2 separate regions of the Homo sapiens genome follow, and region 2 is linked to region 1. Evidence: chromatin contacts called from ENCODE Hi-C or POLR2A ChIA-PET data. All regions are on one chromosome and are shown on one strand. The core of a region is the stretch at or near the end of the contact, and the rest is flanking DNA. Distances in the headings are between cores, read along the strand shown. Region 1 holds the start of ARHGAP19 (Rho GTPase activating protein 19). Region 2 holds the start of SLF2 (SMC5/6 complex localization factor 2).

Region 1 (4,810 bases), core at 1,020-3,519:
TGCCATTGTTCCTGCATGGCTAAGTGCCTGGGTTCGTCCTAATCAAGTTGAACACCAGTCACTGGGTTCCACGGTTCTCTTCCGTGACCCACAGCTTCTAATAGAGCTGTAACACTCACCCCATGGCCCAAGATTCCATTCCTTGGAATCGGTGAGGCTGAGAACCCCAGGTCAGAGAACACTAGGCTTGCCACCATCCTGGAAGCGGCCCGCCATCATCTTAGAAGCGGCTGGCCACCATCTTGGGAGCTCTGTGAGCAAGGACCCCCGGTAACATTTTGGTGACCACGAAGGGGCATCCAAAGCGTTTGTCTCTTCCAGAATTGAAACTGTAAAACTACAAATCATTCTTCAAATGGAGCCCCAGATGCAGTCTATGACTAAGATCCACCGCGGACCCCTGGAACAGCCTGCTAGCCCATGCTCCGATGTTAATGACATCGAAGGCAACCCTCCCGAGGAAATCTCAACTGCACAACCCCTACTACGCCCCAATTCAGCAGGAAGCAGTTAGGGCGGTCATCGGCCAATCTCCCCAACAGCACTTGGGTTTTCCTGTTGAGAAGGGGGACTGAGAGACAGGACTAGCTGGATTTCCTAGGCCAACTAAGAATCCCTGAGCCTAGCTGGGAATGTGACCGCATCCACCTTTAAACACGGGGCTTGCAACTTAGCTCACACCCAACCAATCAGAGAGCTCACTAAAATGCTAATTAGGCAAAAACAGGAGGTAAAGAAATAGCCAATCATCTCTTGCCTGAGAGCACAGCGGGAGGGACAAGGATCAGGATATAAACCCAGGCATTAGAGCCAGCAACGGCCACCCACTTTGGGTCCCCTCCCTTTGTGTGGGAGCTGTGTTTTCACTCTATTTCACTCTATGAAATCTTGCAACTGCAAAACAAAAACAAAACAAAACAAAAAAGAGTGGAAAACTCTTCCATATCATATTTTATTTTATTTATTTATTTGAGACATAGTCTTGCTCTGTCACCCAGGGTGGAATGCAATGGCGCATCTGGGCTCACTGCAACCTCCGCCTCAACCTCCTGAGTAGCTGGGACTACAGGCGCCCGCCACCACACCCGGCTAATTATTGTATTTTTAGTAGAGACGGGCTTTCATCATGTTCGCCAGGCTGGTCTCGAACTCCTGATCTCAGGTGATCCGCTCCCCTCGGCTTCCCAAAGTGCTGGGATTACAGGCGTAAGCCACCATGCCCGGCCCCGTATGATATTTTAAATAACACACTCAACCACGCTCATCTGGGCTCAGGAAGAAGCCGAGTCACAAAGTTATTAGTTTCCCAAGATTCTTGGAATCTCTTATTCGGTACAAATGGAACCAAAAGACGCCAAACCGAAGTATTTTACTGAGTTACACTGAGGCAACGTAAATAAACTCAATCTATTGAATTACACCAAAAACAAAATTGTAATCAATTAAGACAACTTAGGTCTCAAGGCTAAGGCAACACCACCTCGAAATTCTCTCCTGAAAACGCTAAATCTCGGTGTGGCTGTTTAGGAAAGAACATCCTGTGGAAATAAAGTCATGATGTCCTGGACTACAGATCCCTCTCCCATCTGCTCCTTAGCTGTTCTACTAGGAAGAAGAAAATCTATTGCGTAGAGTTGTCATTATCGGCTAAACTCAGTGCTAGCTTTAAATGGATTGTCTTATTCAATCTTGACACTTGGAAATAGGCATCCTCACGTCCCTTTGCAGATGAAGAAACTGAAGTCGAGAGAGGTTTAAAAACTGGCCCAAGGACTCAACACTGTTTCTAATTGACACTCAAATCCTTGCTCGGACCTGAACGCACAAAGTGCCTCGGAGAAGATGTGAAGCGCTGTGTGCAACAGTGAGGAATTCGCTAACCAGCCCTGGACTTCCGTTTCCTCGCCATCAAGAGGTGTCTCGGCGCCAAAGCGATCAGCGCTGCCACCCCCAGCTGGACGTCTGCAGCCAGCGCAGCGGGAGGAGCCCCCTCGGGCACCGGCAGGACCGAGCGGGGGGTTTGGCTGGAGTCCAGCGCCCAGGCCCGACCCCCGCGCCTCAGCCCCCGCAGGCGCGACGATGAGAAACGCCGTGGGAGAAAGAAACAAAGCCCGAACCGTGCGCCTCCGTGACCCAAGGCAAAGGCGGCAGGACTACCAGCCCAAGGCCGCGTTTCCCAGGAAACTGGACCAAACTCAGCTCACCTCCGGCCGGATTCGCGGGCTGGCACCTCCCCTTCACTCTGTGCCTCAGTCGCCATCTTCGTCAGCAAACTTCTTTCACCGCCCCACCTTACGTCCCGCCCCCACATATTTGGATTGGCTAATATGTTTTCACCTCTTCCGTGCGATTGGATGACTCGACCGCCCCTCCTCAACCTGAACCGTTTAATATATTATTGGTCTATTCAAATGACTAACCGTCATTGGTCGTTCCCAGCCCTGGCGGAAAAAGAGGGAGGGGCGGGGAAGAAGACCCAGCCCCGAGGCCTGCCGGGAGTTGTAGTTTCTCATTTTGATGAACCCTTCCGATTCCACAGACCTTTAGGTTCAAGTCAGAAATCACCAGCCTATGCTCAAATTTTGTCCTGATATGTAAATCAGGGAATTATAGAACTGTCAACTTTGAAAGTGACTCATCACTTTCTAAAATGCAAGACTCCGTACCCTATATCTCAGCATCACACAATATACCCAGATAACAAACCAACTCATGTACCCCCTAAATTTAAAATAAAAGTTGAAAATAAATAATTTTTTTTTACAATTTTTTTAATTTTTTTTTTCTGTTGAGACAGGGTTTCACCATGTTGCCCAGGCTGGTCTCGAACCCCTGAGCTCAAGCAATCCTCCTATGTCAGCCTCCCAAAGTGCTGGGATTACAGGCATGAGGCACTGCACCCAGCCATAAATTAATTCATTTAATTTAATGTAATTTAATGCAAGACTCGTTCTCTGTCTTGACCCAGAGATAAATCCCTCAAGTGCAGGCAGGGAGTGGCAACCTAGAAGTACTTGCTTTTAAACGTATAGTTCAAAGCCTTCTTTCTTCAGATACTCAGCATAGCCCTAGCCATAGGTCATTTCTTTCTTCCTTTATTTCTTTCTTTTTTTTTTTTTTTTGAGATAAGGTCTCCCTCTGTCTCCCATGCTGGAGCACAGTACAATATTGCAGCATACCAACACACAGGGCAAATTTTTGTACTTTTTGTAGAGATGGGGTTTCACCCTGTTGGCCAGGCTGGAGTCGGTCATTTCTGCTTCAATACATTCACTCCCTTCCAACTTCCCAGAGAACCCACAGAGTTTGCCTTGTGATATGAACCATGGAACCAAAAGCTGCATGACTTTGTCCCAAACTAAACTTTAATCCTCAATGGTAGGAATAACCATAATTATCCTTGTCCTCCCTGCGGCACACACTTCTCCTAGGGATTAACTGAGGCAACATATGTGAGAACATTGTAAATTTTGAGCATTGTTGTTTTTTGTTTTTCCATATTGTTTTCCTATGCTGGACTTTTCTCGGGAATTTCTGTATTGATCCTTCTGATATCCTGCCACCTGGGGCTCTCCCTGCACTCTGCCTCCTTTTTACTAAACTGTACTGCACATGCTTCACTTTCTGAACTGTCTTAGGGCTTTTGCACATGTTGCTTTTTCTGGCTCGTCCATTTTTCCACTTTTTTGGCTTTCAGGTCGAAGCTTAAATGTCACTGGCTCAAAGATCTTCCATGACCCCCATTGTATAAATCAATTCCCTCAGTAAACTTTCACAAAGAACTCTGTACTATTCTTTCACAGTTCATATCACAACTCACAATTACATAGTCATTTGTGTGACTATTTATTTCATGTGAGGGTTCCCAGCTAGGCTTCCTGCCACAAGTGGGCAGAGACTATATTTATTTTGCTCCCCACAGTTTCTGGCACATAATGGCTGTCCAATAAATATTTTTGAAAAATATAAGCAAGTCCTCAAACTATTATATCCAAATAAAAAATCAAATCATATACTCTAATAGATTTTTTTCAATTGATGAATTAATACTAAAAGTTTGATAAGGGCTAGGCACAGTGGCCTACACCCATAATCCCATCACTTTTGGAGGCTGAGGCAGGAGGATCACCTGGGCCCAGGAGTTCAAGGTTAAAGTGAGCTATGATTGTGCCACTGAACTCCAGGCTGTGCGACAGAATGAGACCCTTTCTCTAAAAAAGAAAATAAAAGTTTGATAAATGTGTCCAAATAAAATTGCATTTAGTTTGATGTTTTTTATGTTTTTTGTTTGAAACAGAGTCTCACTCTGTTGCCTAGGATGGAGTGTAGTGGCATGGTCTCCACTCACTGCAACCTCTGCCTCCCGAGTTCAAGCAATTCTCCAGCCTCAGACACTCAAGTAGCTGGGATTACAGGTGTGTGCCACCACATCTGGCTAATTTTTGTATTTGAGTAGAGATGGGTTTTGCCACGTTGGCCAGACTGGTCTCGAACTCCTGAACTCAAGTGATCTACCCACCTAGGCTTCCCAAAGTGCTGGGACTACAGGTGTGAGCCACCATGCCCAGTCTTATTTAGTTTGATGTTTAACAAATCATGTTTATTGAGCAAATACATGGAAAGAAACATAAAATTTAGCAAACGTATCAGTGAAATTTTTCATTGAACCTCAGACAGCCTTAGAAAATCCAGGCTGGGATCACTTGAGCCCAGGAGATTGAGACTACAGCAAGCCATGTTCATGCCACTGCACTCCACCCTGACAGAGCAAGACCCTGTCTCAAAAAAACAAAAAACAAAAAACAAAAAA
Region 2 (4,810 bases), core at 585-3,084, 3.6 Mb after region 1:
TTAGGCATGCAAGGAAATGAATCGGATTAAATGTTTCGTAGATGTGCTCTGTTATAGTACAGAAACTTCCTAGTGTAAAAACATCCAACAGAAAGCACTAAGAGATAGGAAATAATACATGTAAAATGCAAATGTGTAAGTCATTCAACACATTTTGAGTATCATGTTTTTTTATGTAAAAAACAATGTTACGTATAGTAAATTCTCCGCTATTAGGAGCAGAAAAGTACCCTCTATTTTGGCACTTCCCTTCTTCCGCCACCATTAGCTAGTATACAGCTGTACATATGTGCTTTTGGGGTGAATGTGAAACCTGTATATTCACTGTTTACCTTCGACCCTCTACTTTGCCAGCTTTTTGTCCACTTTATTCCTTATTAATTCTTCCTCCCGGGGACTAAAGGGGAAGGGAAAAGGAGGTGAACTTGGAGTCAGTCAGGCATGCTTAGTGACCAGAACAGTTCAATTTCGTTTTTTCTAAATTTTAATTAATTAATTTATTTTTGAGACAGGGTCTTGCTATGTTGCCCAGGCTAGTCTCCAACTCCCGGGCTCAAGCTATCCACCTGCCTTGGCCTCCCAAACTGCTGGGATTATAGATGTGAGCAACTGTATCAGGCCAATAGTTCAATTTCTATACAATAAACTTGAAAGACCCGTCCAAATTATTTTATATCATTTAAGATTTTTTTCCATCCAACTGATTAAATAACTCTGTCAATTAAAGCTTGGACATCTTGAAATTGATATTTTGGTTGTTAACAGTTATTGCAACAGTATTTGACCTGTCTCTGGAAGATTTTGTAAAGAAGTAAAATTCGCTGTAGGAATCTATCTGGGGAAGAAAGGGAACTATAATTTGCTCTGTACCTGTTACATGAGAGAATCTGAACTGTGCAGTGTACACTGTTTTATCCTTTTATGGTTTACAATTACCCAGAAAAGTGAGTAAAATGCCCGTTTTACAGATGTGGAGGCTGAGGTTCAGAGATACTGACCAGTCTCTCGGTTTATAAGGAAAACCATGGCTAACAGCCTCCAGAGCACAAGCCCTTTACAAAGGAGGGTTGGAGATTGCAGGCAGCTTTTACTTATCTATGCTGCCCACGCTTAACATGGAAAACTGAAAGCTGACCTTGTGTTCCTTTAAAAAATCTCCAAGGAAGTCGGCTGCAGAGACTTCATGGTAACTCATGAGAAACAAAATGCTTTTGTGGATTAACAACTGTCTTTATTCCAATGGAGTTTTTTGGGGGTTTTTTCTTCTTCTTAAAGACAAAAAAATAATCTACCGCTGACACTCAACAAGAACCGTCGTAGAATGGACAAGTCTTCGGATCGCGCTGTGCAGATCCCTCAGCAAATTGTGACAGTATTATGGCACTTTGGCCTAAGCTGTTAAAGAGACGATGTAATGAACAGCTGCGGATTTCTGAGGCACAATTGTGTGACACAGGAAGCCCAAGTGTTGGCCATCCTCAACGAAGGCAGCTGCCGGGCTCCGGTTTGCTTCAGCAAACCCTCACCCCTCGCCTTCAACCAGGCGGGTGTCGTCAGCTGTCCGCCAGCTGCTGCCCGCGCCTTTCCGCCCCCGCGCGCCGGCCAAGGCCGAGGCGGCCGGGACCAGAGGCGCGCGCCCTCAGTGCATGTGACGGGGTGGGAGGGGGAGGTTTCTTCCTCCCCCGTCCCCAAGCCCCGCCTTCTCCAGAGAGGCTGCGGCTTCCTATTGCGCCACCACCGAAATGACCACCGTGCCAGCCAATCAAGACGTGATTCATGAAGTAAGACCCGCCCCTTACTGGTCCCCAGGTTCCTTCCCGCTCACGCCGGAGTCACTTCCGAAGAGAGAACCGCCATGAAGAGAGAAGGGGGTGCCGCCCACCTCTGCTCCGACAGCCTCCCGGAGTCCCAGCAGCAAGACGGCAACCACGCACCCAACTTCTCCAGCCACGGCTCATGCCGCCGTCGCCAGCGGCGCCGACATGACAAGGCGCTGCATGCCCGCTAGGCCAGGTTTCCCCTCATCCCCAGCCCCGGGGTCGTCGCCCCCGCGCTGCCATCTGAGACCCGGTAGTACCGCCCATGCTGCAGCGGGAAAGAGAACAGAGAGTCCTGGGGACAGGTACCGTGCAGAGGGCTTGAGAAGGGGCCGGGTCGCGGGGGCAAGGGTATGAGGGGAGGGCTGCAGACCGCCGCTCTTCCAGTTCCCGCCATCCTCCGCGAGCTCAGGCGTTGGCATTTCGGGGCCTGGCAAATCCCCGCCCCGCCTCCGCGCAGGGGCTACTGGGAGTTGGAGTTTGCTTCTCTGTAGTTGGGCAGCTGCTCTTGGTCTAGTGACCACCAGCCTGGACAGCTACGGAGAACCCGCCTTAGGTAGAAAGAAAGTGATTTTTTTCCTTTGCAAGAGTTTGACCCGGGACCCTAACTGCTTAATGCATATTTAGATCGTTTTCTGTACGTTGTCAGTTCTACTGATCCTAGTGGTTTAGTAATATAAACCTTTTCTATGTTGTGGGTGAAATTATGTAACCTGTGATGAGGGAATCCCTTCCACGAATTACTTTGTAGTCCAGCGTGCACGCTAGTTCATACTTAAAAGAACTTGCAGATTTGGAATGTGACGTGTTTTCTCTTTCAGTAACTTCACGCCTCTCCAAGAGGCTAATTTTTTTGTAAAGATTTTGTGGGAGCTATGTAATGAGATGGGGAGTTTCATCTAATGACATCCTCTGACAATAAAACATGTTTAAATTCCCTACGAACTTGGTACTGTCTTTTATTTTAAGTTAAATTGTATTAAGTTTTAACAATATTCATGTTACTAATACTGTGGTACAGGCCCACAATCCCTTATCTTAACTCTGAAAGCCAGAAAGCTATGAAAACCAAAACGTTTTCAGTAAGTTTGGCACCACATCTTACTGGGCAGCCAGATCTGACTAAAACTAATGTAAGGCTGTTTGTGGTCTTTATCCCATTAAGTGTGAATATTCATGTTTTGCTGGAGAAATGTCAGTGGATTTGATTACAGGTTGCAGCACCAGACCCCACTGGGGACTTTCCATAATACATCCAAGTTATCCCCTTCCTAAAATCTGATAAATTCAGAATTCTAAAACACATTTGGCCCCAGAAGGTTCAGATAAGGGTTTGTGAAACTGTTATAATTGTGTGTGTGTGTGTGTTTTTTTTTAAGCCAGTTGTTAAATAAGCAGTGGACATTTTGTGTGCATATGAACTTAGAGAACCTACCTCTTGAAAGTTACATTCATGGTTATTTTACAGGTTTCTTGTATGTTTTACCCAAAATCATTTTTTCTCTTTCTGGTGTATTAATCAAAAAGGAGTCTGAGGTCCAATATTTTAGGGAAGAGATACAGTGTTACATTTAGTAAAATGCATTTAGAATTATCTTGTGTGCAACAAATGAGCTGCTTCTGGGTCCCTTCCCATCTCTCCTCAATCAATAACAAGATCAATAACAAGGTATCATCCTTCTTCCCTTTGCAGAACCTCCAACATTTACTCTGGTGGAGTTAATTTGCCTAGTATAATTTATGTAAACAAATGCATATATTCTTCCATAGCCCGTCACTCATATTCATCTCATAAGCACTTAGCTTTTATACCAGCATCTCAAACAAGCGTGATGGACTTGGTAAACCAGTAAAGATGTGCATTGCTCTTCTAATGTGACCAGTAAAGTGTACAAGAAGCTTAACCTTCAAGAAACTTGGATTGTTGGAATTTTCACTGAGCATTCCAACCTCATAGTGGATGAATGTTTAGGGAAATCAATAGTCTATAGCTTATTCTCTTTCAGTAAAATGATACATTTTAGCAAAATTTACCAGAAAGTTAATTTTTTGTTCAGCATATCATAACATCCCCTTTTTTGCAGCTGACAACTCTACAGTGAACAAATCAGAATACGAATTCTGGTAATGGATTCCTATTTCACTTTAGCATTATTGCCAATGTCAGAACTTGATTAGTTAAGCCAGATAATGAAATCCAGTCTTTACGGTACAGAAATTCTTAAAAATTAATTTGGTTTTTGTTATTCTTGTTAACTTTCTTCCTTTTCTCCTTGTGTTTTTCCCAAGCAATGTGTTATTTTTGTAACTATCTTAAGGATTCTTTGATAAAAAATTAAGAATTTGAAACTAGTTGTGACAACTCATTCTAATTTCTGCTGTTACTTAGATTAACATCTTAATGTATAAAGAGGGTAGCATAAGTTTGGTATTTTTCTTTTCTGCCCTTGTCCAGCAAACTCCTCTTCAACTGATTCCCTAGATCAGCCAAATCACCTGTATTGCCATTCTACCATCTACTGTTCTACTCTTGTTATGAGAGTCTGTTCAAGTTTTACTCCATTTTTATAATCCCCATTATTCATTTGGCATACATCTATTGAGTTTTTTTTTAGCTTGTTATTCTAAATTTTAAAACGCAGCTGTGCTTAGATACCAAGTAATTATTTTGTATCAATGTCTGCAGAGAACAAGTAGGTTCATATGCTGATACCCAAGATGTTGCATTCTACCATGTAGCCGTGAACATTTCAGTCTTAAGAAGCACTCTGTACTAATTCCTTGGGTCTACACACCAGTCTGACCTATTTAAGTACTATAAATAATATAAACCTCAGTTGTATTTTTATAAATGAACTCCTATAGGAAGTGATACGTTATATTTTCTGTTTTTTTAATGAACAGTTTAGCAAAGCATTGTTACCATTGTCAGAACTTTATTAAACCAAATAGTGAAATCCAGCCTTTATTTTATAAATCTTTCTCCATTTAAT

What was found. Hi-C counts contacts between places; a loop is a spot of excess contacts on that map. ChIA-PET counts read pairs that join two places held with the same protein, here RNA polymerase II (POLR2A). Pooled maps may share reads with other maps.
Region 2: a pooled map shows a loop between it and region 1 (19-fold over the local background). The contact joins the promoter of SLF2 here to the promoter of ARHGAP19 in region 1. A Hi-C loop is called at or near these places in 1 of 37 single-sample maps with no recorded cell type and 6 of 50 pooled maps. POLR2A ChIA-PET finds 5 or more read pairs at or near these places in 1 of 52 experiments (naive thymus-derived CD4-positive, alpha-beta T cell).

The regions. Positions count from the first base shown.
Region 1 is chr10:97,290,368-97,295,177 of GRCh38, forward strand. It overlaps ARHGAP19 (Rho GTPase activating protein 19), which reads right to left and starts at 2,270. Exons shown (of 12, transcript NM_032900.6): 1 at 2,205-2,270. The coding sequence starts at 2,260. ARHGAP19-SLIT1 (ARHGAP19-SLIT1 readthrough (NMD candidate)) reads right to left here and starts at 2,306. Exons shown (of 15, transcript NR_037909.1): 1 at 2,205-2,306. RefSeq lists enhancers at 1-323, 1,082-1,840, 1,841-2,597 and a silencer at 1,942-1,991.
Region 2 is chr10:100,911,129-100,915,938 of GRCh38, forward strand. SLF2 (SMC5/6 complex localization factor 2) reads left to right here and starts at 1,835. Exons shown (of 20, transcript NM_018121.4): 1 at 1,835-2,122. The coding sequence starts at 1,983. RefSeq lists a silencer at 1,355-1,624 and enhancers at 1,845-1,914, 1,935-1,984.